Regions from separate parts of the Mus musculus genome. Here all the other regions are linked to region 2. Evidence: chromatin loops called from intact Hi-C (ENCODE). Cell type or tissue: heart. All regions are shown on one strand. Links, peaks and the distances in the headings refer to the core of each region. The heading gives the core; the rest is flanking DNA. Region 1 holds the start of Scgb1a1 (secretoglobin, family 1A, member 1 (uteroglobin)). Region 2 overlaps Eef1g (eukaryotic translation elongation factor 1 gamma). Region 3 overlaps Gm41805 (a long non-coding RNA gene).

Region 1 (10,355 bases), core at 979-8,978, 110 kb before region 2:
GACTTGGGTCCTCCACTGCCTGAATACTCCACAAGTGGCCTATTGTGTGAGTGAGCTCAGTTTCAATGGGAACAGAAACTGGGTTTATGAAAAGAGATTATTTGCTTATTCCACGGAGAAGATGACCAAGTAAATAATGCAATCTCCTAAGTGGAGCGCAATCACTGCCCTCTACCTCTTGTGGGCTGCAAGGAACATATAAAAAGCCACACACCCACACATACCCACACATTACAACATCACCCCACATCTACAGACACCAAAGCCTCCAACCTCTACCATGAAGATCGCCATCACAATCACTGTGGTCATGCTGTCCATCTGCTGCAGCTCAGGTGAGTGCCCAGGGTCTCTTTCCCAAGGTCAGGAGGAAGTGGCCAGTCCCTCTGTGGCTGCCTGGAAGGCCTGAATATGCTGACTCTCAGAAGCATTGCGTCTGATAATCGACGTTATTTTGTGATCTTGTGGAAAGCCTTGAACTTCTGCACTCCAGAGACTAGGGAAGCCTTGTGGGGACGCTGGAGAGAGCCCATCTAGACCAGCACATCTGTCCAAAACTGGACTAGGAATAAGGAGCCCTTTGAAGCCTGGACTAGGACTGGATTAAGATGCTAAGAGATTTTGATACAGTCACCAGGTTGAGGGGTGGTGGATTCCCACCCAACTCTGACATTTAGTCTGGCAGAAGAAGTACAGAGACTCATGTCCTCAAACCCAAGGCAGGGTCTCTTGTTTTGGTAGGAGAGAAATATTCCAGAAAAAGATCTTCCCTTTGGAAAACTGCCAACTTTGGGTGTAGTTTTCTAAACATTCTGTCCTCTGGAAAAAGAATTAAAGGTCTCTGGATAGTTGTTGCTATCACTGTGCAGAAAGGAATGGGAAATGAGAGAGAGGGAGGGAAGGATGGGTGGACAGAGAGAGGGAGGGAAGGATGGATGGACAGAGAGAGGGAGGGAAGGATGGATGGACAGAGAGAGGGAAGGAAAGATGGATGGACAGAGAGAGGGAGGGGAGGATAGATGGACAGAGAGAGGGAGGGAAGGATGGATGGACAGAGAGAGGGAGGGAAGGATAGATGGACAGAGAAAGGAAGGGGAGGATGGATGGACAGAGAGAGGGAGGGAAGGATGGATGGACAGAGAGAGGGAGGGAAGGAGGCATAGAGGGAGGATGGCTCAATCTATCACCGTCCGGGCATCTTGTGCTTTGAGAACAGAGTTGGGAAAACAATTCTCTCATTAGCTTCTCCCACTCCCTCCTGATAGTGCTGTATTATTTTTCTAAAAACAAACCCTAAATAATGTACTTGAAAAGGTTCATAATACCTGTGAATACAGGTTTTATAAACCAAGGAGACTGAGCCCCCAACCAAGAGGCAGTGGAAGCAGCTGTTTAATCAAGCATTTTTTTTTAATTTGTTCTCAGGGGGAAAGATATCATTTTGAATTAAAATGTTTATTAATTAGATAGCAATACTGTGCATAGAGGAGCTCAGCAAAACAGAGCTAAAACATGTGAAGTGGTGGACTGGTAAGATATTTGCATATCGGTGTGCTCTTGGATTTAAAAACTGTGATAGTAAAACTCGTTAATGCCACTTACAATGTGGTAGTCACTGTCCTCAGCCATTTTACATACTATCCCTTTCATTTTCGAAACAATCCAACGAAGTAGTGATATTGTTCCCATTTTGAAGTTTAGGAAACTGCCGGGTGATATTATAGAAAGGGTTCAAGTTGGAGTGACCATACTTTTGGCTTTGAGGCAGGGTCTCATTCTGGTCTGAACTCATAACTATCCTGCCTCAGCCTCCCCGGTGCTGTGAGGTATATAACAGGTGTGAGCTATCATACCCAGCTAGAGTGGCCATTAGCTGGAGTGGCCATTTGGAGTAGGAATAGGGTCTAGAGTCAGAGCAGTGAATCCAAAATTGCAAACAATGCAGAGAATTCCAAGGCAGAACATTTGAGACAAGGTGAGAAGTGGAGGCAAACAGTAGGAAATCATGTTCCCAAGCAGACAGTACAATCCAAAGAGCACAGTGGTTGCAGGGAACATGGTGATGAGGTGGGAGGCTTGCCTGCAAACTGACTGTGCCATCAGACTAGATCCCTTGTGTGTCTTCATCTTCCAGGCCAGGTTTGGGGATCATGCTGGGCTTGGGTAAGGACTGTGTCACATGTTCCTAGTAACGTGGCACAAACCACTACTGGCCATGGGTGAGGGACATTCTGGTAGAAAGCAAGACTCCCAGAGGCCTCCTTCTTGTCCCTATACTGCATAAAGCAGCCAGACTGACAGCTTCAGTTACACACTCTGCTAGAATGATGGCAGAAACAATGGCCAACCCAAGCCAAGAATCCAAAGGCAGCTCAGGAAAGCCACAAAAGCTGTGACCTAGAAAGTCCTCCCAGGGCCCCTTGGTATTGCAAACTTTATATGCCCCAGTACAGGGGAATGCCAGGGCCAAGAAGCGGGAGTGGGTGGGTAGGGGAACAGAGCAGACGGAGAGTATAGGGAACTTTCAGGATAGCATTTGAAATGCAAATAAAGAAAATATCTAATAAAAATAATTAATTAACTAATTAAAATAAATTTAAAAAAAAAAAGAAGAAAGAAAGTTCTCCCAGGGTGCCAGATTTTCAGCTGCTTGGAGCCTCCCCTTAACCCCCAGAGCTTACACTCTTCTCTACCACCCAAAGACTGCTCCTCTTGCTGACCAGACTGGCTGGTCCAGCAGGATGCTGGCTGACCAGCTTTTAGAAAAGAAGCTGCATCCTTCTGCTTTTTCTTGCCTGCACTCCAGCTTCTTCGGACATCTGCCCAGGATTTCTTCAAGTCCTTGAGGCCCTCCTCATGGAATCAGAGTCTGGTTATGTGGCATCCCTGAAGCCTTTCAACCCTGGCTCAGACCTGCAAAATGCGGGCACCCAGCTGAAGAGACTGGTGGATACCCTCCCACAAGAGACCAGGATAAACATCATGAAGCTCACGGTATGCAACATCTGTCACTCACATTGATTCTAAGTGATTTCCCAAGCACAGTGTCATACCATTTTGGGGGTTACAAAGGCAAATGAATATCTTGGCCATGTACCCTGCCTTTTTATTTGTTTCTTTTGGGTTTTTGTTTTTATTGTTTGGTGGTGGTGGTGGTATGTATGAGTGTTAGATGGGGATTCTGTGAGCTAGTCTCACTGTCCCCAAACTCCTGGGGTCAAGTGTTCTCCCCACCTCAGCCTCCTGAGTGGCTGGTACTACAAGCTTGAACCGTGCACACCCAACTCCACTGATTTTTTTTTCCATAATAATTTTGATATTTTATCTACTTTGTGTGAGTGTGTGTGTGTGTGTGTGTGTGTGTGTGTGTGTGTGAGACACATGTGGAGGTCAGAGGACAATCTTTAAGGAGTTGGATCTTTCCTTCCACCATGTGGGTCCTGTGGATCAAATTTAGGTAGTCTTTGAGAAAACCATCCAAGGCCTTCTTTTTCTTTTCTTTTCTTTTCTTTCTTTCTTTCTTTCTCTCTTTCTTTCTTTCTTTCTTTCTTTCTCTCTCTCTCTCTCTCTCTCTCTCTCTCTCTCTCTCTCTCTCTTCCTCTCTTTCTTTCTTTCTCTCTTTTATTAGATATTTTCTTTATTTACATTTCAAATGTTATCCTCTTTTCTAGTTTCCCCTCCAAAAATCCCCTATCCACTCCCCCCTGCTCCCCAACCCACCCACTCCCATTCCTGGTCCTGGCATTCCCCTATACTAGGGCATAGAGCCTTCACAGGACCAATGGCCTCTCCTCCCATTGACAACGGACTAGGCCATCCTCTGCTACAAATATAGCTAGAGCCACAAGTTCCACCATGTGTTTTCTTTGATTGGTGGTATAGTTCCAAGGAGCTCTGAGGGTACTGGTTTGTTCATATTGATGTTCCTTCTATGGGTCTTCAGTCCCCTTCAGCTCCCTGGGTATTTCTTTGGCTCCTTCACTGGGGACCTTGTGCTCTGTCCAATGGATGACTGTGAGCATCCACTTCTGTATTTGCCGAGCACTGGCAGAGCCTTGCAGGAGACAGCTATATCAGGCTCCTGTCAGCAGGCTCTTGTTGATATCTGCCTAGTGTCTGGGTTTGGCGGTTGTTTATGGGGTGGATCCCCAAGTGGGGCAGTCTCTGGATGGTCATTCCTTCAGGCTCTGCTCCTAACTTTGTCTTTGTAACTCCATCCATGAGTATTTTGTTCCCCATCCAAGGCCTTCTAACCCTCAATTCCTCTCAGAATTTACTGTGGCTTTTGTCTGATAAGTCTCTGCACCACTACTGCATCTACTTCTGAGGTTCACTCACTATTGGGGGTGTGGGGTGTTTCTTTATTCTAGGAGAAAATCCTAACAAGTCCTCTGTGTAAGCAAGATTTAAGATTCTGAAGCTCACTGGATTTCAGAGATATTCTACTGCTAAAGCCTTGTCACTGCCCTGTGTCTCCTCGGCTCCTCGGCTTCCCCACACCAACCCCTCCTTCCTCTTTGCAATAAACTGCGAGCATCTCACCTGCCTGTGTGCAATGGTCTTTTTCTGTACCTGCTGGAGCCAGAGCATTGGAGCTGGAGTGAGTGAAGGGAACCAGAAGTAAGGGAGGACAGCTGAGTCCTGCCCTGGTGCCACACAAGATCCCACAAGTCCTCCTTCCTCTACACTTCAGTTATTTGCCATCAGTAGACTGCAATGCCCTACCTAGTAATAGAATGTTAAGTCCCACCATCTATTCAACAGCCCTAGCCTAGCTTGTCTAAAAGACCTGTAATACCATCCCTCCCTCCCCATGTCTGGTCCTAAATGTTACTGGATTCTAACTCCATCCTCTGGGCTACACTATTCCAGCCAGGAGCCTGATAGGCATCCCTTAGCCCTTCTTTGTCCAATCAACCGAGACCTCTGGGGTCATTCACTCCTTCAATATCTCCTGGCCACACCATCATCCCTGGCTGCTGCAATCCCAGAGGCCCCTTTACAGGCTGCCAGCTGACTAACTGCTAAGCAATTCAATGACCATGCATCCACCACAGGGAGTTTGATCCCATGTAAAATCTTAGCAGTGTTCCCACACTCCAGTCTTAAAAGCATACGGACCATAAATGTTCAAGCTCAACACAAGACCCATGACAGCCCTTGTCTCCCCCTTCTCAATCCAGACATCCCCTCTCTTCGACCTTTAGTTCCTAAAAGTCAAGCCCCACCTTGGGACCTTTTTGTACTGGCCACACACAATATCCGCTGCCCAAAAAGATGTTGATTGGTTTAGAATTTGTCCTAACATCAGCGAGCCTCCACTGGAGCCGGGCCACACCATCCCAAAAGGTTGAAAAAAGAGTAGAGTTGGAGGCGTGTGCAGAAGAGCTGTATGTAGAAATAGAAAGGGAAGAGGCAGAGGGCACCGGAACAAGGAAGCTATGGAAGAGAACGCCAGCCAGCCAGGCAGCCAGTTCAGCGCCTAGAAGCAGCTACATGGGCGGTTACGGGCCACGCCTGCTCCTGCGTCGTGGCCACCAGGGGGCAGTGTAGTCCATGCTACCGCCCCCTGCGAGTTTGAGGACTAGACCCCGCACCAACCCTTTGACTTTTGGGCGGGGCAGATGGTGAGAGTCATTCTCTAGCATCGATTTTAAATCGTTTTATCTGGCCTCTAAAGCTTTATTTGGGCAGAGTTTGTTTGCTTGTTTGTTTGTTTATTTGTTTGTTTTTGTCAAAATTCTGAGGAAAAACCCACCGAAAGGCACACAAGTAGTCTAGCACGGCACACAAGTAGCACGGCTGAAGCCTTCCAGTGACCGGCCAGTCCTATTGGAATTAGGAGTAATTCCACTCCCACAAGACCTCAAAGGCCATCCTGACATATCTAGACTCTGAGATGGCCCTGAAGACAGAGAGGACCAAGAATTGGTCCACCTGCCTGGTTTTAAAGTCCCATAGCAGAAACTGCAACCTTACAAGCTTTGGCTTGGCAGACATTAGCATATCTCTTTTATTTCTCACACAACCCAGAGCGGAGGCCCAGCTCCTGCCCTACTGATGGTAGAACCTCCCACACAGGACTCTTCAGGGTCAGTAAACTAGGGATAATGATGAGAAAAGTCCACCATAAACACTCATTTGTGTACACAGCACTAAAGCCACCACACCCACTCCTTCATTGTCTGCCAGAGGAGGGGCTGGGATTGTAAAAATTCCAGGGCAGGTCAGGGGGACCAGTGATTCCAAAAGAGACTATTTGTGGCAGGCTGGGCCCTGGTGGCGGCCCACTCCTTCACTCCCAAGGCCCTAGATTCTTCTGCATCCAGGTCATTCTGTCTAAGGTGCATATGTGGCCTCCCTCGAACTACCCACCTAGGTGAGCATTATTTAAATGGACAAGGTCCAAGGTCATAAAAAGTTGCGAATTTTAACGACTTATTCACTGCTAAGAAAGTATTTACCTTGCACAAACACAATGCCGATGACTGGGAATAAAAGGAAATACAATTATATTGCAGTGAATCTCTGCCTTAGAGATATCTGCTTTGGCAATGTGCAAGAATGTGTATTAGCCCAGAGAAAGGTACATACCTTAGGTTCTTCAAATGCAGAGAGTACTAGGAAACGTAGCTATCAGGAAACTGTTCGCTGTGCAAACATGAAGCCCCATGAGCACCCATGAGAGCTGCTGGGCACGAGGTGAATCTACGCATGCGCGTGCGCGAGTGCATGGCCAAATGCAAAAATGAACTGACTACAACCATAGAAAAGGTGAATTATCTGTGCAGTGTAAATGAAATTGGAGAAAAATAGGAAGTGGCCATTGGGATTTTGGTTTTTTTTCCCTGACCTGCTAAGTTAATATCTTGATCCTGCTAGTAGGCCAAGGTCCTGCCCAGGCCAGCATAGTTGGATGTTGTTGATGATGTTGTTTTAAGGAACCACTTGCTAAAAGTGGTGTTTACATTTCAAAAATAAAGAAAGGCTGAGTGTAGTGATGCCTGCCTTTAACACTCAAAGGCAGACAGTCTGAGTTCTAGGTCAGCTAAAACTACAGAATGAGACCATCTCAGGAGAGAGAGAGACAGAGAATCTATACTTCTATTTCTATAATCAGCCATCCTCACTATGAATATGCCAAACTAAAACATAGGAGGCAAATACACACTTCCTGAATTTGAAAAGTATTAAGCTCAAACTATGAAGATGATATTTTAAATGTTTCTGAGTCAAAAAATAAAAATAAAAAAGATTAAAAGCAGCATCTAGTGATACACACCTGTAATCCCAGCACTTGAGAGGCAAAGGCAGACGGATCACTACAAACTCAAGACCAGCTTTGTCTAAAAATTCAATAGCCAAGCATAGTGGTACACACCTCTAACCCTGGCATCTGGGAGGCAAAGGCAGACGGATGGCTGTGAATTCGAGGCCAACTTGGGTATGTAGCAAGTTCCAGGCCAGCCCAGAACTATTTAGTGAACTATGCTTCTGCCTCAAAAAAGGAAGGAAGGGAGAGATGGAGGAAGGAAGGAAGGAAGGAAGGAAGGAAGGGAGGGAGGGAGGGAGGGAGGGAGGAAGGAAGGAAGGAAGGAAGGAAGGAAGGAAGGAAGGAAGGAAGGAAGGAAGGAAGGGGAAGGGGAAAGGGAAAGGGAGAGAAGGAGAGGGAGAGAGGGAGAGAGGGAGAGAGGGAGAGGGAGAAAGAAAAAAGGCAAGGAAGGGAAAGAAAAGAAATTTAGCACTCTTAATTTTAACATTCATAACTCTGAGGAACCTGGGGAAGAGAAAGGTCATATTTCTTGGTGGCTTTGTGAAGAAAACTATGAATCTGGGTGAGGAAGAAAAAATTAAAACTATGCTACCCGCATCGTCTGCAACCACAGGAATTTTAGCCTGGAACGTCTCTACAGAGGGACTGCCTGCCATTTGCAGGCTCAGGAGCTTAGCCTGTTAGAACCTGGATCCATTGATTATCAGGAAAGCTGCTGTTTGTCACGTGAGACAGGGCGAATCTGGCAGAAAAATCTGTGACTCACAAGGCAGGAAGGGGAAAGCCAAAGCCAGTCCTCCTCAGCCTTATCAAGATGAAGGGGATAAGATGCTCTCCCGTTTGCAGCTGACACCAGGCCTGCTGTGTGTGAATACCAAGGCAGCTGTGGGTAGTAATTCACCTCTGCGTGATCAGTTGCTCCAAAGAGCTTCAAGCAGATGATGATAAAAAGAAGCCTTGACTGATGATGAGAGGGCCAGGCAAACAATGTACTCTGAAACCTGTAATTAGGGGACGGTCCTCCCAAGGGCTTACTGAATAGATCAACAGGCTTATGAGAATGTGAGACTAGAGTCATCGGTAGCTAGATTCAACTAAGCAAGCACAGTAGCCAGCTTCAGAATCGATAAACTGGAGCTAGAGACTTTGGATTCATTTCCCTGGCCAGGAAACAGGTGCCCAGCCCAGCACACAAGCCTTGCTAAGACTTTTACGGAGTACCTGAAGCTCTGTGCCGGTAGCATGCAAGCACCCTGTAGACTACAAAGCATCATCGCACTGCGGCACTTCCCGGGGTGGGGGAGTCCTTCTAGAGGAGTCCTATCAGGAAAGCAGATACTCTGTCAACAGTAGGACAGAAATGTGGTCAGGGGCACCCTGAAAGAAATAGGGGTGAGGAGTAGATAGGTCTTAGGGGAGGAGAAAGAACTGTGGGGTGCTGAATTCTCCTGGCCTTCTAACCTTAGGTTTCCATTTCAGTCTCTGAGTCCAGTTTAACCCTGAATTCAGTCCACTGCCTGCACTAAGCCTTCAGCATGTTGCCTGGATTATTGCAAGTGACCTGTGAATTTGTTTCCTACAGTTGTCTAACTTATTACCACAAAGTTAATGGCTTTACACACACACACAGAGATCTTACTGGCTTTAGATCAAGATGTGAACTGCTAGACTTGGTGGCCCAGCACTTGAGAGACTGAGGCAGAAAGGTTTCTATGATTTTGAGGCCTGCCTCAGAAAGGAAAGAAAAAGAAAAAGGAAAAGAAAAAGAAAAAGAAAAAGAAAAAGGAATGGCCTGGCTCAGTGGGTAAAGTGCTTGCTGTACCAGCATGTGAACCCAAGTTCAGGGCCCCAGCACTCACACAAGAATGAATGAATGAATGAATGAATGAATGAATGATGTGGCAGCAGGCCTGTGATCCCAGTGCTGGGAGGTGGATTAAGGGGATCCTTAGAGTCCTTCCCTGCTCCCAGTCTCCTGTGAGAGGAGCGGGGCTCTCATGAACAACCCTGTTTCCTGCTCTGCTTCAGATCCTGCTGCCCCACCTGCCTTTGGCTTGGGGTCCCGACACCCCTTACTGTCCCAAGTTAAGCTAGGTAAGTTGCGATGAAACTTACATATTAATATCTGAAGCCAGAACAAAACTCATCCTATTCACACCTCCATCCCTTTGCATAAGCAGCTCCTGATCCACTGCCCTTCCCAGAATTCCCAGGTGAACCCGTTTCCATCTTTCCCTGCCCACGAAGTATTCAAGACACACCAACACCTCATGGTGAACGCACCTACAGGTCCCATTCAATGTATTCAAGACACACCAACACCTCATGGTGAACTCACCTACAGGTCCCATTCAATGTATTCAAGACACACCAACACCTCATGGTGAACGCACCTACAGGTCCCATTCAATGTATTCAAGACACACCAACACCTCATGGTGAACGCACCTACAGGTCCCATTCAATGAGGCATCCTAAATTTTGATTTGCTAACTTGGATCATCTTAAGATCCCTTCAAGTATCGGCACTTAAGGGGCCCTGGATGCCGCTTGATGGTAAAGCACTCTTCTAGCCTGCATAAAGCCCCTGTGCACCCTTGTGATTCCAGCACTTGGGAGGTGGAGACAGGAGGAGGGGAAGCCCAAGGTCATCTTCTCTTACATTGTAAATACCAGGCGGCCTGAGATATAGAAGACCCTGAAATTTAAAACAAACAAACAACAACAAAAACAGAGGCAGGCACACAAAAGGAAAGCCCAGCCCACATACGAGTCTACAGCACAAAACCTCTGAGCCTCCAAGGTGGTGGTTCTTCACCTTCCTAATACAGTGGTCCTTAATACAGACCCTTATGCTGTGGTGACTGCCCCACCCCCAGCCATAAAACTGTTTCCATTGCTACTTCATAACCATAATTTACTACTGTTATGAATCATAATGTAAATATCTGATATGCAGGCTATCTAATGTGACCTCCAAGGGGGTTGTAACCCATAGGTTGAGAACTACCACTAAAGCTGTACCAATGTGAAAATTAAGATAACAATTCCATTACAGGGCTTGAGACTCTTTTTATTCCAT
Region 2 (10,355 bases), core at 1,066-9,065:
CACAGCATTAGAGGAAGGGAGTAGGGTGGGTACCCATAACTACATTCACACACACAAAGGACCAGAACAAACTAGAATATTATACCTTTGGTCTCCCACTGTGAGAGCCTGGGCAAGCTATGACTTCCTAACAGAAGCCATCTGATATATAGAGGGACACTCTAAGGAGTGCTGGTTGTCATACAAACTATTAATTTCAGGGTGGGGCCAAGACACTTACACACACACACCCCTGCACCTTTCAAAGGGGGAAGTGGCACATTTGGGGCATGTGGGCAGCTGGTGGGCTGAGTCCAACCCAGGGAGAACAGCAGCTGTCTAGATATAACTCAAGGCGGGACATAAATGGAAGGAATAAAAAAAAAAGCAATCTAGGTCTATCTTGGATGAACTTTAAAGAATCCTAACTTTTTAGTAATTTATGCAGAATTGCCAACAAAGCTAAAATAAATAGCTGCTTATGACCAGAATCTACTGACTTATCTACAAACTAAACCAAGGCTCTGCATTCCCACTCATACTCCAGACTCAGTAAAGCTTCTGAGGAACTCCAACTCTAGGCCCTGACCCATTCTCTTGTTCTTTTCAGCCTCCATCTGAGCTCTGAGCTTCTGCCTGTTAAGTGGATACAATGGCCTTCCTTCCAGGACCTCAGCCTGACCATTCCCAACACCCCCTCCCCTTCTGCCCTTGACCCCTAATTTTGCCAGCTTGTTGTGGGTAGTGCTGCCAACTCTAGACAGTGGCTGGTGGCAGAGAAATCTCTCTGGCATCCAGAGACATTCAGAGGCTCATTCTTGTATTTGTGGCTGATGGTAGAGAGAGGACTAAGCTCTAACAAGATGCCTGCAGCCCAAGCTGAGATGGAGGAAGGCCAGGCTGGCAGTGTGGTGACTCAGGCACCCCCAGGGTAGGGCGGAACCGAACTAACCCCAGATGTGCTTCCCCTTTCTGCACAAAGCCAAGGCCTCCCCCCTGAACCTCCCTCGCCCTTTAGAAACTCCCATTAACTCTTTCTTAGGGACCCATCCCAAAAGCCTCTTCTCAGATTTCTAACCGGTGTGCACTAGCCCTTCATCTACAACCTGGCCACTTTTCACCCTGCACCAAACCAAACCGCAGGGTTAGAATCAAGCAGGATGTGCAGAGGAGTCACCCTTCCTGCAGGCTGAGAGGAGATGAAGGTGAGGGTCCCTGCCCACCTCCAGTCCAGAAGTTTGACCAACTGCTGCCCCAAGCACTGGCCCACCCCCAAAGAACTCTATCCTTTAATGGGCCTCTATCCTAGGCTGTCCTACCCCTTAAGTAGCACATGAGGTGGCCTTTTTGCCTCAACCTTCTGCTATTAGAAAAATGAAAAGGACACCAAAAAGTAGTGAAGACTGCACAAGCCAAGGGGGTGGGATGGGAAACAGAATTTAGGAGTCTGACAGGTTCAGTGAGGTCCTAGCAGCAAAGATATCGACACACCCCACACCAGCATCTAGTATGAGGTCAAACTGCACAGGAGACAAGTGTGGCTCTAACTCAAGATGAGCTGCCTGGGAACAGCACTGGAACAAGAGCCAACCCATCTTAGACTTACCTGGACTCCAAACTACAGCTCCCACTAACCAACAACTCTTTTACAAAAAAAAATCTAACAGCAGGTTCAAGGTTCCATATGCAGAGTAGTCCTATTCCTAGTCACTAAGACCCTTCTCCTATTCCTTGACTAAGAGATGGGATAAGAAAACACCAACAAGGCTGGAGAGGTGGCTCAGTGGTTAAAAGCACTGACTGCTGTTCCAGAGGTCCTGAGTTCAATTCCAAGCAACCACATGGTGGTTCACAACCATCTGTAATGAGATCTGATGCCCTCTCCTGGTGTGTCTGAAGACAGCTAAAATGTACTTACATATACATCTTTAAACAAACAAACAAAAAAAGATGTCTTTGCCAGGCAGTGGTGGCACATGCCTTTAATCCTAGCACTTGGGAGGCAGAGGAAAGCAGATTTCTGAGTTCAAGGCCAGCCCGGTCTGCAGAGTGAGCTCCTTGACAGCCAGGGCTTTACAGAGAAACCCTGTCTCCAACAAAAAAAAAAAAAAAAAAAAAAACAAAAACAAAAAAAACCACTTTGTAAAAATACTAGTTTCTAATTCATTTGCTTATTGACATAGTTCTCAAGTAGCCCAAGCTGGCCTCTACTTCTTGAAGGGTGAGTGCCACCTAGACATCTTTGTCTTTAGAGACAAGAGTTTTACTATGTAGCACCAACAGTTCTGGTAATACTCAAGATGGCTTTAAACTTGTAGCAATCTAGCCTCTGCCTTCTGGTTGCCAAGATTACAGCCATGTGCTACCACAACTGATTTATGTAATACAGACAAATGACAACAGGGCATAATGAATACTAGGCAAGACTCTACTAACTACAGTATAGACCCAGCCTAGTATCTGGTTTCTAACGTGAGCTGTTAACTTAGGTGAAACACCTAGATATGGTGGGTGGCACATTCCTATAACTCCAGCATTTGGAAAGCTGAGGTAGGAATGATCACACTAGCCTAGTCTAGCCTAGACTACAATGAGAGCCAGTCTGGGGCAGAAAAAAAAACAAAATTCTGAAAAGGTTATAAAACAAGTTCAAAGTTCAGAATTGGAGTGTAGCACGTAGGAGTTACTATTAGCCATTGCTCTCAAAATATTGGAAAATAATCACAACAACTTGGTATTGTAGATGTCAGGGTGATACCTACTGGACTCAGCAGCCAGTCTCCAGCTCAGATGTATTTATCTAGAGTTACTGTGAACTGTCCCCAAACTTCCTTGTTAGAAAGCATGGATACCAAGCACCCAAACCTATAATGATAACATTTGGGAGGCTGAAGCAGGGTCTTAAGTCTGTAGCCAGCCTGAACTATACAATAAGAATTATTTCAGAAACTAACTAGAGGCTAAAAGATGGCTTAGCAGCTAAGAGCACTTGCTCTTCCAGATGACCTGAGTTTAGTTCCCAGAACCTACACAGAGCAGCTCACAACTGCCTGTAACTCCAGCTCCAGGGGCTCCAATGCCCTCTTCTGGCCTCCAGGGTTCCGGAACAATCATGCATTATGTACACACACACCTTTAAAACAATGGATATGACCAGAGCTGATCCCCAGCCAGTGGGTCTAACAGGCCAGTACATACCCCAAGTGGCTAGTCTTCTAGAGTATGAAGCATTTAAGCTGGACAGTGCCATCCAGCCACTCACCTACCTATGCCGCAAGGCATCTAGGAGGAAATGAGCCCTCCCTATCCCACCATCTTCTGTAGAGCACTTAACTGTACTGGAGAGATGCAGGCCCTATGAAGACTCCTGAGCATGAGGACTGCATACGAGGTTACTCCAGAACCCAACCCAGACAGACAGAGAACAGCAGCTATGACAGAAAACACCTCTGCACACTGTGAGCTACCCCTTAGCTCAGCAGACACTTTCTTCAATGGTTACAGTCTGGGAGACACAGCTTCTAAGAATTTGGTAATAATTAAGCCCTATGTCACCACCCAGTCTGTTTCTCATCTTCCCCAGCTAGAACAGCATCATTGTAGGAAGCAGGGCAATAAAGACAAAACTGAGGCCAGGCCTCTACTTCTGCTCTTCTGAAAACTTCTGCCCTGCCACAAGGATGTCTCAGGCATCGGCAAAAACTTTGAAGAAGCCACCAATCACAAAGGAGGCAGGACAGGAAAAAGTTCAATGTTCAGTTTTCTTTAATGACCCCCATCTCCCTTGAAGGGTAGGTGCAGGCAGCTAGGCGACTGGCAAGACTTGTTCACTTGAAGATCTTGCCTTGATTGACGGCTTTGCCCACATGCTGGAAGGTCCCCTCCCAGGAAAAGTACTCTCGAACCAGGGTCTGGGTTTCCTCGCTCCCAGGATCCAGTTTCCGCCATGTATACGACTCATAGTCCACCTGCCAATCTGGACTCAGCTGAGGATTTTTAAAAAACAAAACAGTACAAAGGCATGTGGTTAGACACTGGACATCGAGGCACCATTTCTGTCCAAATTCTAGCTCAGACATGACAGCAGATGCCAGGATTCCCACTGATTTGAGCATACTTCCTATATTTAGTCCAGAATTCTTCCTTCATACCCACTGGCCATGGCTCAAGACTCCTAGTTTCCCATATTATTACCTCCCTCCCCCCAACATCTTCCTTACCGGAAAGGCAAGCTCTTGGCCTCGGAAGACCCAAACACCAGAAATGGAGCTGCTGTTGTTGGTTCCAAAGAGGATAACACTAGCAAAGGCATTCTTCCTCAGTTTGTCCAATCGCTGAAACATCCCTGGAGGGGGGGAAAGGGAGACTTATCTAGTCTCTGGAATCATGTCACCCACTACCTTGGCTCCTCTTCCTCCCAGACCCACTCCTCTTCTCACCAGTGATGAGGTTGCAACTCATGAAGGTCTGGGTCAGCTCTTCAGGGAAGCGGTACTCGGCATACCACAGGGACCAGCCATCTTTATCAAAGTGCTCCCAAAAATATGGCAGTGCCACAGAGAGGGTGTCCTCATTGGAGTACTTACGCTTAAACTCATCCAACACAAAGGTACTAAAGAGAGAAGAAAACATAGGAGCTCCATAAGGAGCAAGCCCTACCGAGACTGCAGAGCATCTCTAGGCCAGTGGCCTTTTCAGTTAGTACTTACAAGTATGACGGAAGTGGTCCCTGTAATGTAATGCAATGGCAGACACTAATAGCATGAGTAAAGAGAACAAGAAGCATGACATGAAGAGCTAAGACATTTCTCTGTCCACCTGTCTTGACATGCACAGACAAGACTCAGAGCATCCAGTGAGCCAAAACCTTTTAATGTCATAAAGTTAAAACAAGCAATTTAACTATCATTTGTTCAAGGTTTCATTCTGGTCATGTTCATTGTTTTGTGGTTTTACATACATATTTTTTTAGAGTGTTGGGTATTAAACTTGGAGGCGGAGGTTCACACACACTTAGACAAAGTGCTATACATTCTAGTTACACCACCAGTCCTAGCTTTTTGAGGCAGGATCTTGTTAATAGTCCCTGTGAAAGACAAGACTCAAAGCATCCAGTGAGTCCAGCAAGGAGGACACAGGTGGCTGCTGCCCCCAGGTGGTGGCTAAGAGCAAGGTAGTCTGTTTTTCTCTCTCTAGCCTCTCCTGGACAATGCTCAAGTCTGAGCCTCCCTCCCCGCCATACAGGCCTTCTCAGGTTACAGGCTGGAACCAGAATTCGGAGAACAGCCACCTCAAATCTTTATTTACACCCAGGTCCTCTAGTTCTTCTTTGTCCACTAACAAGTTTACATACTGAAAAGCTCTTAGGTCCAGGTTATCTTCAAAGTAACCTGACACTCCAGGTCAGCTGCCAAGAAAGCTAGCCAGCATGGGCACAGGAGGTATTACTTTCCCATGGCTCGGGTCCTATTTTTTTCTTTCCTTCAATTATAAATTGGTCCGCAACCATCTTTAAGTCCAGTTCCAGGGGCTGTGCCCCCTCTACCCTCTTCTGACCTCCTCAGGCACTAGACATGCACATGGTACATATAAAATAGAAATAAATCTATAGAAACTGTTAAAAACTGAACATGGACTGAAGAAAATCTGTAATCTCACTAAGTGGGACAACTAATACTTCATGTCCTTTCCTTTGGCCTTTGTTTCCAAAGATGCAGCCATGAGTTACCAAGTTTTGTGTGCAACAATTTAATCCTGTGACATGCTAGGGCTAATTCTTACCAGGTATGGTAGAGCACACCATAATCCTAGCATTTGAGAAACCGAGTAACAAAAAATCATGGGTTCAGGGGGCTGGAGAGATGGCTCAGTGGTTAAGAGCATTGTCTGCTCTTCCAGAGGTCCTGAGTTCAAATCCCAGCAACCACATGGTGGCTCACAACCATCTGTAATGGACTCTGATCCACCTTCTGGTGTGTCTGACAGTGTACTCACATAAAATAAATCTTTAAAAAAAAAATCATGGGTTCAAAAACTGCCTGGAATCCTATGTGAAAAGAATTTTTAGCAGCTAAATCTTGTACTACATACAACCTACCACAACCTGTTAAATAAAATGAATTAGCAGAGCGGTTTAAATTACTAGCATAAATGCTCCTGCAAGTTGGGGATGATGGTTGTGCCATACTCAGTGCTTGGGAGATAGCAACAGAAGGATCAGGAGCCCAAGGTCATCGCCCTCAGATACATGCCAAGCTCCAAGGCCAGCCAGAGCTACACAAGACCCTGACTCCAAAGCTACAGTTTAAGGCTCTCTTGTTATACTCAATCCTTTAACTCTTGAGTTATATTGTTACCTTTCTCTCATTTCATAGCTGAGGTTAAATGGTAAAACTTTTCCAAGATTACTAGCAAAGACAGAAGTCTGCTCTTTAACCACAGGTCCCAGATTGGTCTGCAAATGTCCAGGAGACAACTCATCTGAGAGGCCTAAAGGCCTCACAAACTCTCCTCCTTCCAGCAAAAATGTATGACTAGAAATTTCTTCAGACTCCATGTTCCCCCTTGCTCCCAAATAGTGCAGATCAGGTATGGTCTCTGCATCTGTTATCTCCGCAGGGACAAGATGCTGTCTCAAAAAGCTAGGGCTGCCACTTTATAAGCATGTGTGAACCTCCAACACTCTACAACCACAAAACAATAAACATGACCAGAATGAAACCTTGAACAAATGTATGACATTAAAAATACTAAAGTCAGGCTGTGGTGGCGCACGCCTTTAATCCCAGCACTTGGGAGGCAGAGGCAGGCGGATTTCTGAGTGTGAGGCCAGCCTGGTCTACAGAGCGAGTTCCAGGACAGTCAGAGCTGTCCTAAGGAAAGGCATTGTAGTAGCTTGGGACTGAGCCAAGGAGGCTCAGGAATTAAGGCCACTTCTTTGCTACACAGTTGAGACCAGCCTTTGATATATTAGAATCTGTCCACAAAACAAAACAACTGGAGAGAGAGCTCTGGTTAAGAGCACTGACTGCTCTTCCAAAGTTCCTGAGTTCAATTGCCAGCAACCCACATGATGGCTCACAACCATCTCTAATGGGAACTCATGCCCTCTTCTGGTGTATCTGAAAACAGTGACAGTGTATTCACATACATAAAAGGGGGAAAGAAAAAAAACCTTCCACAAACCAACAGCAAACAAAAATCCTAAGGGAAAAAACACTTTCAGCGTCCCATCATGTAACATTAAAAAACAGACATTTAAATAAACATCCTCAAAGGTATGCCAGCAAGACGGCTCAGTGGTTAAAGGTGCTTGCCTAGTGACCCGACTTTGATCCCCAAGACTCACAGACTCATTCCAATTGTCCTGACTTCATACACATCAACGCTGCGCCTCTACAGTTTGTCTACGGCTGGCAAGAGCAGGCACACACTCACACATAAATTGTAAAAAAATTATTTTTAAGGAGAAAAGGCAGAAGGAGCAAAGCTGTTCAAAGATTTTGTTTTATTTCGCTTTGTTTATTTCCTGTCCATAATATGGATCAACTTACTATGTGTAAGAAGTGTCTAGATTACAACAACATATGTTAGATACACTGTAGATTTACTTTTTACATAACAAAACTTTGCTCATTAAATCTATCCTGGTGCAAGGCTGGAGGTTAGTAATTTGAGTTCAAAACTCAATGTATTCTTAAAAAGCAGGGCTGCAGATGTCCTGAGAGGCTGAGCAATTGTCTTAAATGAGCTGGGGTTCCATCCCCGGCACCTTCCAAATCTTCCATGCACACACACAACTTAAATAGCAACTACAGCTGGGCAGTGGTAGTGCATACCTTGAGTTCCAGCACCCGGGGGTCAGAGGCAGGAGGCTCTCTAAGTTCCAGACCACTTGGTCTTCAGAATGAGTTTCAGGACAGCCAGAGTTATACACAGAAAACAGTCTCAAGCCCACCCGCCACCCCTCAAAAAAAAAAAGAAAAAGCAGGAATGCTACATCTGAAGTCTTCTTGGTCTCATACCAAAAAAGCAAACAAAAACTAGAAATTAGGACTCTCAGACAGAAGTCCCTGTCCTTTGGTATAATCCTTGCTGCAATTTCCAACTCTACAGTCAAGAGTATTTCTACATGCTGGTTTACAAGGCAATCACTTAAAACATCACAAAATGTAGGTGGGTCAAAACTGAGCCTGCATGGCTGCTCTGTAGTCAACTTGACCAGGCTAAATGAGTGAGTGGACCCCAGCTTTCATGTCTCTCTGCCCTTCCCAAAACAACTAAAGGGACGGATATTTTGTCTCGTTTTCCCTTTGTTTTTCCTCAGTTGTCCCAGCAATGAAAAAGTATTATGAAATAGACCATTATTGTGCACAGGAAGGTGGCTTTAGGAAGGGCAGAGATGCTAGACTTTGGGGACACACCTGTAATGCTAGTACTTGAGGTGCAAGGGCACAAGGTCCAGGTTCAAGGCAGCCTGGTCTGCACAATAACAAAGGAAGGCATGGTGGCATGCATCATGCTTGGGAGGCACAGGCAGGTCTATAGACTGCCTTTGAGCCACAGGAAGACCCTATCTGAAAAAAACAAAAACAACCCCCACTACACTCCACTTTAAACAGGCTTTTGTCCTTCTGTTAGAAAAATTCCAAGAGGCTGAGGACATGGCTCAGTGGGTAAAGTGCTTGCTATGCAAGCATGAGGAACTGAGTTCAGACCCTCAGCACAACCTGGACACATGAGACCTGGACTATACTTACACCCATCAGTATTGTAACAACCTAACATCGTAGCCCTAGATGTGAGAAGAGCACCAGCTTACCTCTTGGGCAGGTGAGCGAAAGGGTCCTTGGCCTTGGGCTCAGCAGCCAATGCCTGCTCACACTCATCCATCTCTTCCTCAGGAGCTGGGGCAGCTGCCTTTTTTTCCTCCTTCCGCTCAGCCTGGGGTTTCTGTTTCTCCTCTCGTGAACCCTTTTCTTTCCTTGGGGTATCTTTTTTAGGCTGGCTCTCTGCAAACTTCTTAGCTAGCAAAGGATGGAAGAAAGTAAACATACAGCCTCTTTCTTTTTTCTCCCAAACCCGGCAGCAGGCAGGGAAAGTGATGGCTCGGACAGCCTAAGAAGCCTCAAGAAGCAAAACACACATCGTCACACAGCACTGCAGTTTGATGTAAACGTCAGTTACTGGGTGACACCCACGTTCTCTGGGTGAACAAGGCTATGCAAGTCAAAGGGTTGACAGGCGCCAACTGGACCCTGACCCTATCACATGCCCAGTCTCTTCAGACTTACCATCAAACTGAGCCATCTTCTCACACAGCTTCACCTCCCCCAAGATAGCCCTGAACTGGGGCTGGTTAATGCAGGTAAGGAACCACCGGTTGGTATTGGGGAAGGCCTGGCGAAAAGAAGGCTCTAAGACCTGCCAAGAGGGAATGGCAGAAACAAGATCAATAATGGAAAGGCCATGAACAGATTTCAAACCACAGCAAAAGCCCCTTACCTCCAGGTCCACTGTCCTCTCCATGCCACATCAGAACCTTAAATGACTACACCTCCAGGAAGACTCCTTTTCAAAGAAAAGTTTTCAAAGAAGACTCCTTTTATGTGTATTGAGTGTTTTACCTACATATACACATATACGACATACATGCAGTGTTCCCTGAGGCCGTAAGACAGTGCCAGGATCCCTTGGAAATGGAGCTGTAGATGACTGAGGCATTATATGGGTGCTGGTAATTAAACCCTGGCGGAAGGGTGGCCATTGCCCTTAACCACATAACTGTTGAGCTCTTTCCAGTATTCTCTGTGTTTCAGTCAGCTTTATTACATAACCCAAGTGAGCCTTTCACATCAGGATCCTCCCATCTCCACTCTGCTGTGCTGGGAGTATAGGCGCTTTCTCCCTCGTCTTTAGTTCAGTCGAGGATGGCTGTTCCCAGTCCTTCATGCACCATTGCTACTTAATGATTTCATATTCTGCTCTTTCATCTATTCTTTTCTTTTAAAGTTTTATTTATTTCATGTAAGTGAGTACTGGTGTGTCTTCAGCCACACCAGAAGAGGGCATCAGATCCTATTACAGATGGTTGTGAGCCACCATGTGGTTGCTGGGAATTGAACTCAGGACCTCTGGAAAAGCAGCTGGCGCTCTTAACCACTGAGCCATCTCTCTAGCCCCTCTTTCATCTATTCTTAATTTTAAAAATTTCATGCCAACAATCCCAGCACCAAGAAAGCAAAGCAGAGGCAGGCAGAGCTGAGTTTTAGGGCAGCCTGGTCTACAGAGAAACCCTATCCCCCCCACCCCCCCAAAAAAGATTGAAAAGGCTGTAAGAAGAGCCTGTCTAGAGTACCGGGGGGGGCTAGGAATGT
Region 3 (10,355 bases), core at 1,614-9,613, 130 kb before region 2:
TTGTTAGGGTTTTTGTTTTTTGTTTTGTTTTGTTTGTAATGGAATCTTTCTGTATAGCACAATCTGACCTTTAACTTCTCAATCCTTCAGCCTCAGCCTCCTAAGTGCTGAGATTGTAGGCCTATAGACATGCACCATCCTGCCTGGTGAGAGGTTTTTAGAACACAAAGAGCCCTCCTCTTGTACTCACATGAATTTGGATTTCCCCAGCCCCACGGCATCCTTATTTTAAGTTCATTCCTCCTTTGGTGATCCTGTCCCCAAATGTAGTCATATTCTGAGTTACTGAGGAAGAGGCTTGAGATCTGCCCTGTGAACCAGAGAAGGTAAGAGTAGACGAAGCAGCAGCCATGGTAGGGCTGAAGAGAGAAGAGACCCTTTGGAGAAAATAACAGTCCCTAGATATTCGGAGGGAAAGGGGATGGGAGCAGAGAAGCAAGTGGAAGGTCTTATCTTGAAGTTGTCCATTTTACCATGCACAAGAGAGGTAGCCCTGGTTAGCAGACCTGTAGGTACTCTGCTCTGACTTCTTGGACTGAGCAGCGTGGTCCTGGGGTACCTGATGGTCCACCCCTTTGTAAAATCCCAGTGTGTGTTTTCTAGTGAAATCCATAAGTATTTCACTAGAAATGGAAGACCACCATTGAGACCACAAATAGTTCTCGTTATTATCTCATGTGTTACTAACTAGCAAATAACTGTCCAAGAAAAAATGACCACCAGTTGTATGAGCACCTCTACACCACAAGAGGGCAGCAAACTACAATATATAGGCAGCTTATAGGCACCCAAGAGGAGTCTGGCCTATACAGCATCTGAAACTGACAGGGTTCCTCATCACAACCCTCCTTTCCACCCAACACTACAATTTATTTTAAAGCAGAGCTGTACAATACCCAGGCCTGCTACTGGTCATCAGGGTTCAAGGGTCAAACTGTCCTGGCCCCTGCCTTTAGTCATATCTTTCAGCTACAAAGACAGGTAAATTGCCATTTGGTCACTACAAGCCAAAATGGTAGGATAATTAGAACCAAAAGACGAGAACCTAGGCAACTGTACAACAAGAGACATGGAAGCCAGCCCTCTCCCAGGTAAGAGAGGGCCTCTACCTTGTAGCTGCTGCTCAGAAAATGGTTTAATTTGTGTTTTCAAATAAGCTCTCTGCACTTGGGAGGCAGAGGCAGGTGAATTTCTGGGTTCAAGGCCAGCCTGGTCTACAGAGTGAGTTCCAGGACAGCCAGGACTGCACAGAGAAACCCTGTCTCGGGAAAACAAAAAACAAAACAAAACAAAACAAAAAATAAATAAATAAATAAATAAATAAACTCTCTGACTTGCTCCTTGTCACAGCGGGGAAAGTGGGGTATGCATCCCTGTCATCAGAGATGGAGGGTGAGGGAGGCTGGATGGGGTTACCCCTCCCAGACCTCCCGTCTGTCAACATTGCACAAAATCCTCACAGTGTTTAGATTCTGTAGCTATTCTGGGGCAACAGGGAGCTACCCCCACAAACCACAGGTGTCCTGCTCCCTGAGAGGAGTGAGGGCCAGCAGAAATCAGAGGCAACCCAGGTCAGGAATGGAGCAGGGAGGATGTTTGGGCCATCAACAGGACTGGGACAGGTGGGTGTGGTTTATGGGTGTCATTTGTGTGACTCCTTCCACAGCTTAAATGCCACATTCAGACATCCAGGGAGAGTTGAGCCATAGTGAGTTCTGTGTCCCAAGGAGTCAGAAATGTGAAAAGAAAACTCAGGCATCCAGACCTTTGGCAGGGGTGGGAGTGTGGAGCTAAAGAGAGTCCCTCGGGGCATGTTAAATGTGTTTATGTCAACTTCCCCATTCACAAGTCCTGTGGCCCCCAGCCAGATGTCATCCAGATCTAGGGGCAGCCCAAAAGCATTCTGGGTCAGAGGTTGGGAAAACCAACATATCCTAATAACTTTATCCTTCAAATTCTGCTTTTCATCAACCCAATATTAAAATGAAATTGGGTTTTCAGAACCAAAGCTCCTGACTTCTGTACAGAGTCTAGAAAGTAACATGATTAGATTGATAAATAAAACAAGTGTGGATGAGAACTTAACATCATCTCAGATTTAACATCTACTATGCTCTTACCGGCACTTTGTAGATTCTATACAGAACTCAGGAACTTGGGTTCTGAGGTTATAATTTGGTGCCAAGAAGAAAAGAGGTTGGAGGCAGGTACAATGACACACAGCTATATTCCCAGCACTTGGTAAAGCAGGAGGCTCTGGAGTTTCAGGGGTGACCTCAGCCATATAAGGAGTTTGAGGCCAGCCTGGGCTATATGAGACCCTGTCAAATAAAAACAATAGTTTGAGTCTTCTCATCCTAGAAGGCTCAATAGTCACCACTTAGTACCTAGGGCAGGTCCCCAATGCTTTTTTTTTATGCAGGGTGATCTGTCTGCCTGCATATCTACATGCCAGAAGAGGGCATCGGCTCCCTTTATAGATGGTCATAGGCCACCACTATCTGGTTGCTGAGAATTGAACTCAGGACCTCTGGAAGGATTTTTAATTATTTTTCTTTTAATATAAGGAGTGCTCTGTCTGCATGTATACCTACATGCCAGAAGGGGACAGGTCCTGGATTCTCAAAGGTCAGCAGTCTTTCATTAAGTATTTTTAAGAGAAAAATGACCTGCAACAAAGTAGCTGCTTGAAAAATGGCTCAGAGGGGAAAAGCTTGATGTTCAAGCAAGAAGTCCTGAGTTCTTATCTCTCCGGCACCTGTGTAAAAAAAATCCATGGGTTGTGTTACAGACATGTAATGCCAAACCTGGGAAGCAGAAACAAAAAAGGTCCCAAGGGCCTCTGGCAACCAGTCTAGCCAAAATGTCAATCTCTGTGTTCAATGAGAGACCCTGCCTCAAAAATCAAGATGGAAAGTAATAGGGAAGGGTCCTCAGCATCGACCTACACACTTATCCTACAGTTCTCCCAAAATGAGACCAGACATGCTAAAGTGTGTGTGTGTGTGTGTGTGTGTGTGTGTGTAACTTTTTAAAACTTGTATGTGTTTGAATGGTTTGCAAGTGTGTATGTATTCACATCACATGTGCCTGCTGCCCACATGAGTCAGAAAAGAATTTTAGTTACACCATTTTGGAGGGGCCCTGGAAACTGAACCCAGATTTTCTGCAAGAGAAGCCTGTGCTCTTAACCACTGAGCCATCTTTCCAGCCCCATGAAACTCTCTTAGTCAATATTCTCTACCTTTCCATGTCAGTAAACTGTCATATAATATTCTGTCCTCATTCAACTATGCCCATCTTTCCTTACAATGGGGCTATCTATTTTCACCACCTTTCTTTTCTAGGGTGACAGACGTGTATAGAATCCTGTGCCCGTGGTGTGATACTTTCTCCACTGGTCAGGTTCCTCAGATGGTTGGGAGAGATTCGTGACTGAAGACCACAGCCCAGGGATACTTGCTGGCTGTGTGCCAAGTAGACTATTGCCAATAGACATGCCAGCTCCTGAGCATTTCTGGACCGTGACCTAAACCTGAGCAACACTGGGCCATGACATGGGCCCTAGGCAGAAGACTGGACAGGGAACTATGGGCTGTGCCAAAGCACAGGCCCCACCCAGAGTTTGGCTAGGGTGAGAAGAGCAGGTGAGACTAGGTTCACCCTGTGCTGCTCACAGGAAAGGGCTTGCCCACCCCCTTCCTGCCCAGGTCACTTCCCCTCCTACAAAGGGTCTGTTTGTTGTTCTTCCTAACTCCTCTTACCTCCAACCTTTCCCAGGGCCCCCCTCTTCCCAACACAATAGCCAGGCCACCCCAGTGTATCAAAGTCAAAGGGCATTTTCAGAAGTGTTTACAAACCAGTGCAGCTGTACACCTCTCACTGCAAACCCAAGAGTATTTACCTTGGGCTAAGGATCTGTGGTTCTGCTGACCTTCCAGTACAGCCTAGCACTCCCTGCCCCATGCAGATCCCCAGGGACTGGAACTTCTGAACCCCCGGCCTTCCAGTCAGAAACCAAGTATTTAATCTTAAAAGCAAGAAAGAAGAGGGCCAAGTTTTCCTTCCTCCGGGCTTGTCCAGGCCCCTCCTCTGCACCCACTGAGTGAGGTGTGGGCCCCACATACCTTTGGGCTGACTTCATCCTGATCCAGCCTGTCTGTCCTGAGCCTCCCCAGTCCTGGCCATTTCATCTTTATCTCTAACATAGATCATGCAGATATCACACCACAGATGCCTCATGACTAAAACGTGTGCTACTTTCCCAAGCCCTTTCCCACCCTGTCCCTGTGGTAGTACAAATTCCAACATATTTGCTGTCTGCTCTCAACATATTTGTTGTTCTACCCAGAAAGGGTCGGGACCTTGGGTGGGGCACTGTCACTTGGGTAAAGCCACCTCTTCCTGCCCCCATCTCTGCCTCCAGGTTCCCAACAGAGTTGGAACTTGAAAATGTGCTGCAGAAACTGGCTGCTTGGCCTGTGGGGGCAGTTCCTCTGCTTTCAAACTTGCAGAGGAATAGACCCATGTCCTGACCAACTTTTCAGTGGACCCCTGGCAAGGGCTTCACTGTGTTTGACAAAAGTGATGTCAGCCCTGGTTCCTATCTATAACCACCATGGCTATTGCTCTACCACCTCCCCACATGGCCAGCCCCAGCCCCAGCCCCAGCCTCCACAGGGACGTCCATGCCAGGGAAGGGGCCAGTGCAAAACAACCCAGCCGCTCTAACACTCAGCAGACATCCTGCGCCTCACCAGGGCAATTCTCAGAACACTGTGCAGTCAGCCTCAGGAGAGCTGCCTAGCTCAGAGGCCTGGCACACACGGGACCAGACCTTCAGACCCTTTAGTGCTGTTAGGGCTCTGAGGCTGCACCACACACAAGCCAGCTTCTGAGTCCACCTCTGTTTCAAGGCTTCCTGGGAGTCACATGGGAGGCAGCTGTGTCCAAGCCTCAGAGAAGCAGCCTGAGGAATGAGGAAACCCCACCTTCTTTCTTGGAATCTGTGCTTCTCAGCCGGTCTGTCACTAGACCTCCCAGGATCCTCACTCTGAAAGACCGAAGACTGGTAGTACCCTCTCCAGTGCTGTAATGGCCAATTACTTACTGCATGGGAAATCCCTAGATACCACGCAGCATGTGTTAGTCATTATTATATATTATCATCCCAAACCACACCAACCAGACCACCCTTTGTTTTCCAATCCCCTTCCATGCTTCAAGGTTATCAGCCTGCATCTTTACCATGGGCCGCTGGCTGTGTAGTGTGGTCCAGAACTCAGAAGGCTGAGGCAGGGAGGCTCAGGCCATCCTCAAGTACAGAGTAAGAATCGCGTCTATATAGACAAACAAATAACTAAATAAGCCACTGCTCTGTGGCCTCAGAAGTTAACATGGACTATTTTGACCCTTCCCTTAAGCTGGCAGGGACTCTGCTGTTCCCTGCATGGGTGTCCACACAAAGGAGAATATCGGATTCATATTCTATGGTTTAGGGAACATTTTCACTTCTGGTTCTACAATATGGAGTAGACAGGGCATTAACCATCACTCTTTAGTTCTAAATGAGCCCTACCAGGCAGAGCACAGTTGAAGTCAGGGATAGAGACCTAGCATCTAACACACAGGATAACTGCACAGTGGAGACTTGCACCCCAGCTCTGCCTGATTCTAATCCCCATTTGTTTAAATTTTTTCCCCTCAGCAACAAGCTTGGTCACAATCACTTAAGTGTATCCTCCTTCAAAAAAGAAGTTCAGATGTCAGAAGAATTAGAGACAGTCACACAATGAAAAGCAGATGTCCTGCCCCTTGTCCCTGGAGCAGCTCCCAGGAAAGGGAGGAAAACTGGCTGATGGGTGGCCCCTGCAGCCACCCCACCCATGAGCTCAGCTCCTGGCACGTAGTTCTTCTTCATGAAGAAGTGGGCCTCCTGGGCCCAGAAGAGACAGACACACGAAGAGCTGGGGCCAGACCACAAGGCTGCTCACTCTGGGGGTCAGAATAAGGAGTGTCCAAGGCCGGCCAGCCATATTTTCACTAACTCTATCCTTAACTACCCTGGAAGGCAGATGCTATGCCTGTTTTTCACATGAGAAGTCTTTCTTTGGTTCTTTTCTGAGGTAGGGCCTCACTGGGTAGCCCTGGCTTACATGGAACTCACTATTATGTAGACCAGGGTGGCCTCCAATTCACAATGGTCTCTCTGCCCCGTCCCTGCCCCTGCCTCGGCTGCTACCTCCCAAGGGCTAGGATTACAGGTACACACCACCACACCCAGCTATGTGGCTTTCCAAACTAACAATCAGGAATACAAGAATATGAACATGGCCTGTCGGACTCCACAGTCGGGCCAACCTACAAATGTGATCTCCACTTTGTGACTTTTACCTCTGGTACTCTGGTCAAACCAGAATGAAGCTGTTTTCAGAGCAGAAGCTACACATTCCTTGCTGTAGCTGAGTGTCCAACTCACAGGGGCAGGATTCCCTTACTCATCCGGGTCTTTAGGGACCCAACCACTATAAAGGCTCTAAGATAGAATTACCAGAAAGGCCAGGGCCTTGGGGAGGAAGACAGAGCAAGCAAGGCTCATTAGGATGGTAGTTGGGTAGCAAGAAGGTAAAGGCAAAATAGGGAGCAGGCACAAGACATGACTGAGGGCCCTGTTTCAGGGCCCCAGGTAAGCAAGACCCCTCTGGAGGGCTGTTTCTGTAACTGACATGACCACCTCCATGACAGGGAAGGCCTGGGGTTTTTAGTTCAGAGCAACCCAAGCAAGGGAGGCAGAGGCTGAACCCAAGCCTATGTCTCCTGGTGGTGTGTAGGATCTAAGTTCCTAAACTCCAGGAGAGGCACTGCTCTCATTTAACAAACCACAGCCACAGCCACCAAGCAGGAACAGTGCAATCGAACTCCACCCAAGCCAACCCTCCCTCCATCTGGTGCCCAGAGCACAGCACAAGTTTCTAAAAGACTCGGGGAGCTGAGCAGCACAAGTGCCTGGCTTTGCCTTCACACCCAGAACCACCCTAATGTCCCCAGGAGCCACTGTGGTTTCTCTTGTGTGTCCTGCCCACCGAACTGTAAACCCTCATCCTTTTACCCATGATGCTGCTCTCTACCCAACAGTACACGTTGACCCAACAGACTTTGTCTAACAACTTGAGTCTCCTTCCTGGAAATCACTCCATTATCATTAGCATCTGACCCCAGCAGCAATACCAAACTTGATACTTGTCTCCATCTTAACAATCATACAGTGAATAAAGGAACAGTAGAGAGATGGAGATGCAGCTCTGTTAGTAGAGTGCTGGCTTAGCGTGGGTGGATGAGGCCCTGGGTACAATCTCTATCACCAAATAACCCAGAGCTAGTAATGCACATCTATAATACCAGCAATTTGAGAGGTGGGGACAGAAAAGTCAGCATTCAACGTCATCCTCAAGTTCAAGGCTTGGGATACCTGAGGCTATGTGGAGGTGGGAAGGGTATGCCCTGCAAGATGGCTGAAGACAAGGATGGTGCTTTCTGTGCCAGCATGGTAAGCTGGGATAGATCTCTGGAACCCCTAAATAATGTGGAAGGAGAGAATAGACTCCACAAAATTGTCCTCCAACTTTCACATGCAGGGGGTGGGGGAAGAGAAGAGAGGGAGGCAGGCAGGGAGGGAGGAAAGAAGGAAGGAAGAGCAGCAGAGACCTCTTCCAGCTCAGCCATTTCTTCCTTCTTGGCAAAGTCTGTCCTAGCCCCACGAGACCCAGCTCAAAGGCACGCGAAGACTTTCACATCAACTCGGAAGTCACAATTTCATCCTCTGAGAAATTCTTTTCTTTCTTTTTTTTTATTCTATTTATTTACTTACCTATTTATTTTGAGACAGGGTCTCTCTACACAGCCCTGGTTGTCCTGGAATTCACTACACAGACCAGCTCGCCTTGAACTCACAGAGGTCGTCCTACCTCTGCCTTCAGAGTACTTGGATTAAAAGCTTGTGCCATCCGGCCCAGCACACGCTGAGCAATTTTAAAGAAAGTACTCATGATCCATCTATCTCCCACACTACCATGAGATCCTTGAGGTAGCACCACGCTGCTGGGCCCAACAGTCCCCATCACAGAAAGCTTTGGACTCCCTGTTCCTTAATGGAGTCTGACAGTCCTCTAAAATAAGGACCCTGACACTGAGAATCCATAGTAGAAGGAGAAAACTGACTCAGTTGTCCTCTGAACTCCACATCATGGCACATCCAGAGTAAATAATAATACTAATTTAATTTTAAGATGTCTACCTGTTCAGTACAGACACAGATTCTCCTTTTGAACGGCTTTCTCCTCTGAGAACTGGAGGAGAATCGAACTGGCACTGGGCAGACAGTGAGGGGAAGAGCCTCAGAGTTACCCTACTCAAGACTACAGAACTTTTCACACAAAGCCAGACCTTTGAAGGAAAAGAAGAAAAAGAGGGTTTAATTACCTCTGCCAGGAGTGAACTGTAAAAGGCCTTCTTCAGCAGCTTGGACTATAGAAGAGGTGATCACACAAGAGGTTAAGGTGACATTTTGCAGTAACTGCTTTCTGTTTCCCAAAGTTCTAGCACTCCCTTCCAGAACAAATTCTTCTCCTTCAAAATTCTGTGAAACCAAGCTCTGCTGGCAAAGAAAGACAAAGAAATAAAGTATGACTTCTCAGCTGCATGTGGTGGCTTGCACCTGTAATCTAAAGATCAGAGTATTGGGGCAGGACGAGTTCCACCTTAAGGCTAGCATGGGCTACATAGTGAATTCCAGCCAGCCTGAGCTATAGAGTGAGACACTGCCTCAAAGACGGGAGGACAACAGAGATGGCTATGCTGGCTGGTTTTATGTCAACTTGAGACAAGCTAGCTTCATCAGAGAGGAAGGGTCCTCAGTTTAAGAAAATGCCTCCATGAGACCAGACTACAAACAAGCCTGTAGGGCATTTTCTTAATTAGTGATTGATGTGGGAGGGCCCAGCCATTGTGGATGGTGCCATCCCTGGGCTGATGGTCCTGGGTTCTATAAGAAAGCAGGCTGAGCAAGCCATGGGGAGCAAGCCAATAAGTAGCACTACTTCATGGCCTCTGCGTCAGCTCCTGCCTCCAGGTTCCTGCCCTGTTTGAGTTCCTGTCCTGACTTCTTTCAGTGATGAACAGTGATATGGAAGCACGAGCCAAATAAACCCTTTCCTCCCAAGTTGCTTTGGTCATGATGTTTCATTACAGCAATAGTAACCTGAATTAAGACGGTAGCTCAGTGTCTGAGGGCGCCTGCCATCAAGCCAAACAATCTGAGTTCTACTTCCAGGACCTATTTGATGGAGGGAGAAAACAGAATCCCACAAGTTATCTTCTGATTTCCATTGTGTGCCCTGGCACACAGATATGCACAAACACACACACACAGCACTTAAGTGCCATTTTAAAACAAATTTATTAATTAAATAAAACATAAAACAAAACATGTTTGTTTGTATGGAAGGAGTTTGGCTCCTTCCATTACCACATCCAGAAAGAGGACCACAAAGGCAATTACTTGGGATAGGGACAGGGCCAGCATTCAACTCAATTCCAGTCAGCAACAGCTACTGAGCACCTACTGTGGGGAGCTCTGGAAGCCTCAGGATGAGGACAATTGACAGGCAGGACCTCTACTCACCCCAGGCCAGGCAGACAACAGGGACCTGGTGCTGCAAGGGGAGGAAGCAAGACTGCCAGTAGCTAGAATCAACAATGAGGCACAGACTATGGGTTGGGGGCCAGCCTCCTGCACTGAAATCCCAGTTGCCCTACTTGGTGAGTATAAGGCTTTGAGCGGCTTTCTGTGTGCTGATCTCTCATCTTTGAGACACGACCTCAATAATTCTTACAGCACTGTTGTAAGGATTAACTAGGATTTAGCCCATTTAGCTCAATGCCTGGCAGAAGGTAGGTGTTAGTTATTGCTATTGATATGGTGACTAATGACACCCTAAGAGAAAGGGAGGGAACCCTGTAGAAGTTGCCTTTGGCTGAGTCTTGAAGATAGAAAGGATTCCAGCAGGTGGTGACAGATGGAAAATGGGTGTGCACAGAGGTGTAGAAGCAAGCCAGCTGAGATGGAGAAACTCCTGGCCTTGGGAGTGGCACTGGGAACAATCACCAGACTGCAAACACTGAGGGTTTCACATATGCCAGACGCTGCCCATAGTGCTGGACACATCCCCCAGCCCCCACTAATGCTCACAGGCTCCTGGAAATGAGGCTGAGGGAAAAGCCTCCCAGGCCTCTTCATTCAGTCATTCAATAAATGCTGAGTAAGCATCTGCTGTGTCCGGGCCCTTAGAGCAAGAAGG

The links. Hi-C counts contacts between places; a loop is a spot of excess contacts. Peaks named below come from ENCODE experiments on the same cell type or tissue, not always from the same donor. Only the 100,000 strongest peaks of a DNase experiment are listed, where the experiment ranks them.
Region 1: a loop joins it to region 2, with 4 times the contacts of the local background. A loop is called at or near these places in 19 of 42 quality-filtered maps.
Region 3: a loop joins it to region 2, with 5 times the contacts of the local background. A loop is called at or near these places in 12 of 42 quality-filtered maps.

What each region holds. Positions count from the first base shown.
Region 1 is chr19:9,077,827-9,088,181 of GRCm38, reverse strand. It overlaps Scgb1a1 (secretoglobin, family 1A, member 1 (uteroglobin)), which reads left to right and starts at 226. Exons shown (of 3, transcript NM_011681.2): 1 at 226-335; 2 at 2,807-2,994; 3 at 4,371-4,540. The coding sequence starts at 281. The coding sequence ends at 4,418. In heart, for the core only: a CTCF peak has its summit at 5,539 (motif pointing right); DNase peaks (open chromatin) are centred at 4,101, 5,035, 5,531, 8,061 and 1 weaker place; H3K4me3 peaks cover 765 bases; H3K27ac peaks cover 1,684 bases.
Region 2 is chr19:8,971,554-8,981,908 of GRCm38, reverse strand. Eef1g (eukaryotic translation elongation factor 1 gamma) reads right to left here. Exons shown (of 10, transcript NM_026007.4): 6 at 9,273-9,402; 7 at 8,801-9,005; 8 at 4,419-4,591; 9 at 4,200-4,324; 10 at 3,729-3,965. The coding sequence ends at 3,807. Among named protein-coding and RNA genes, the nearest start is that of Eef1g, 9.7 kb to the right of the region's middle. In heart, for the core only: CTCF peaks have their summits at 5,129 (motif pointing left) and 7,113 (motif pointing left); a DNase peak (open chromatin) is centred at 5,268.
Region 3 is chr19:9,100,843-9,111,197 of GRCm38, reverse strand. It overlaps Gm41805 (a long non-coding RNA gene), which reads right to left. Exons shown (of 3, transcript XR_877715.2): 2 at 9,257-9,331; 3 at 8,487-8,650. Among named protein-coding and RNA genes, the nearest start is that of Gm41805, 6.3 kb to the right of the region's middle. In heart, for the core only: a CTCF peak has its summit at 2,471 (motif pointing right); DNase peaks (open chromatin) are centred at 3,867, 4,177, 4,957, 5,907 and 1 weaker place; H3K4me3 peaks cover 621 bases; H3K27ac peaks cover 2,705 bases.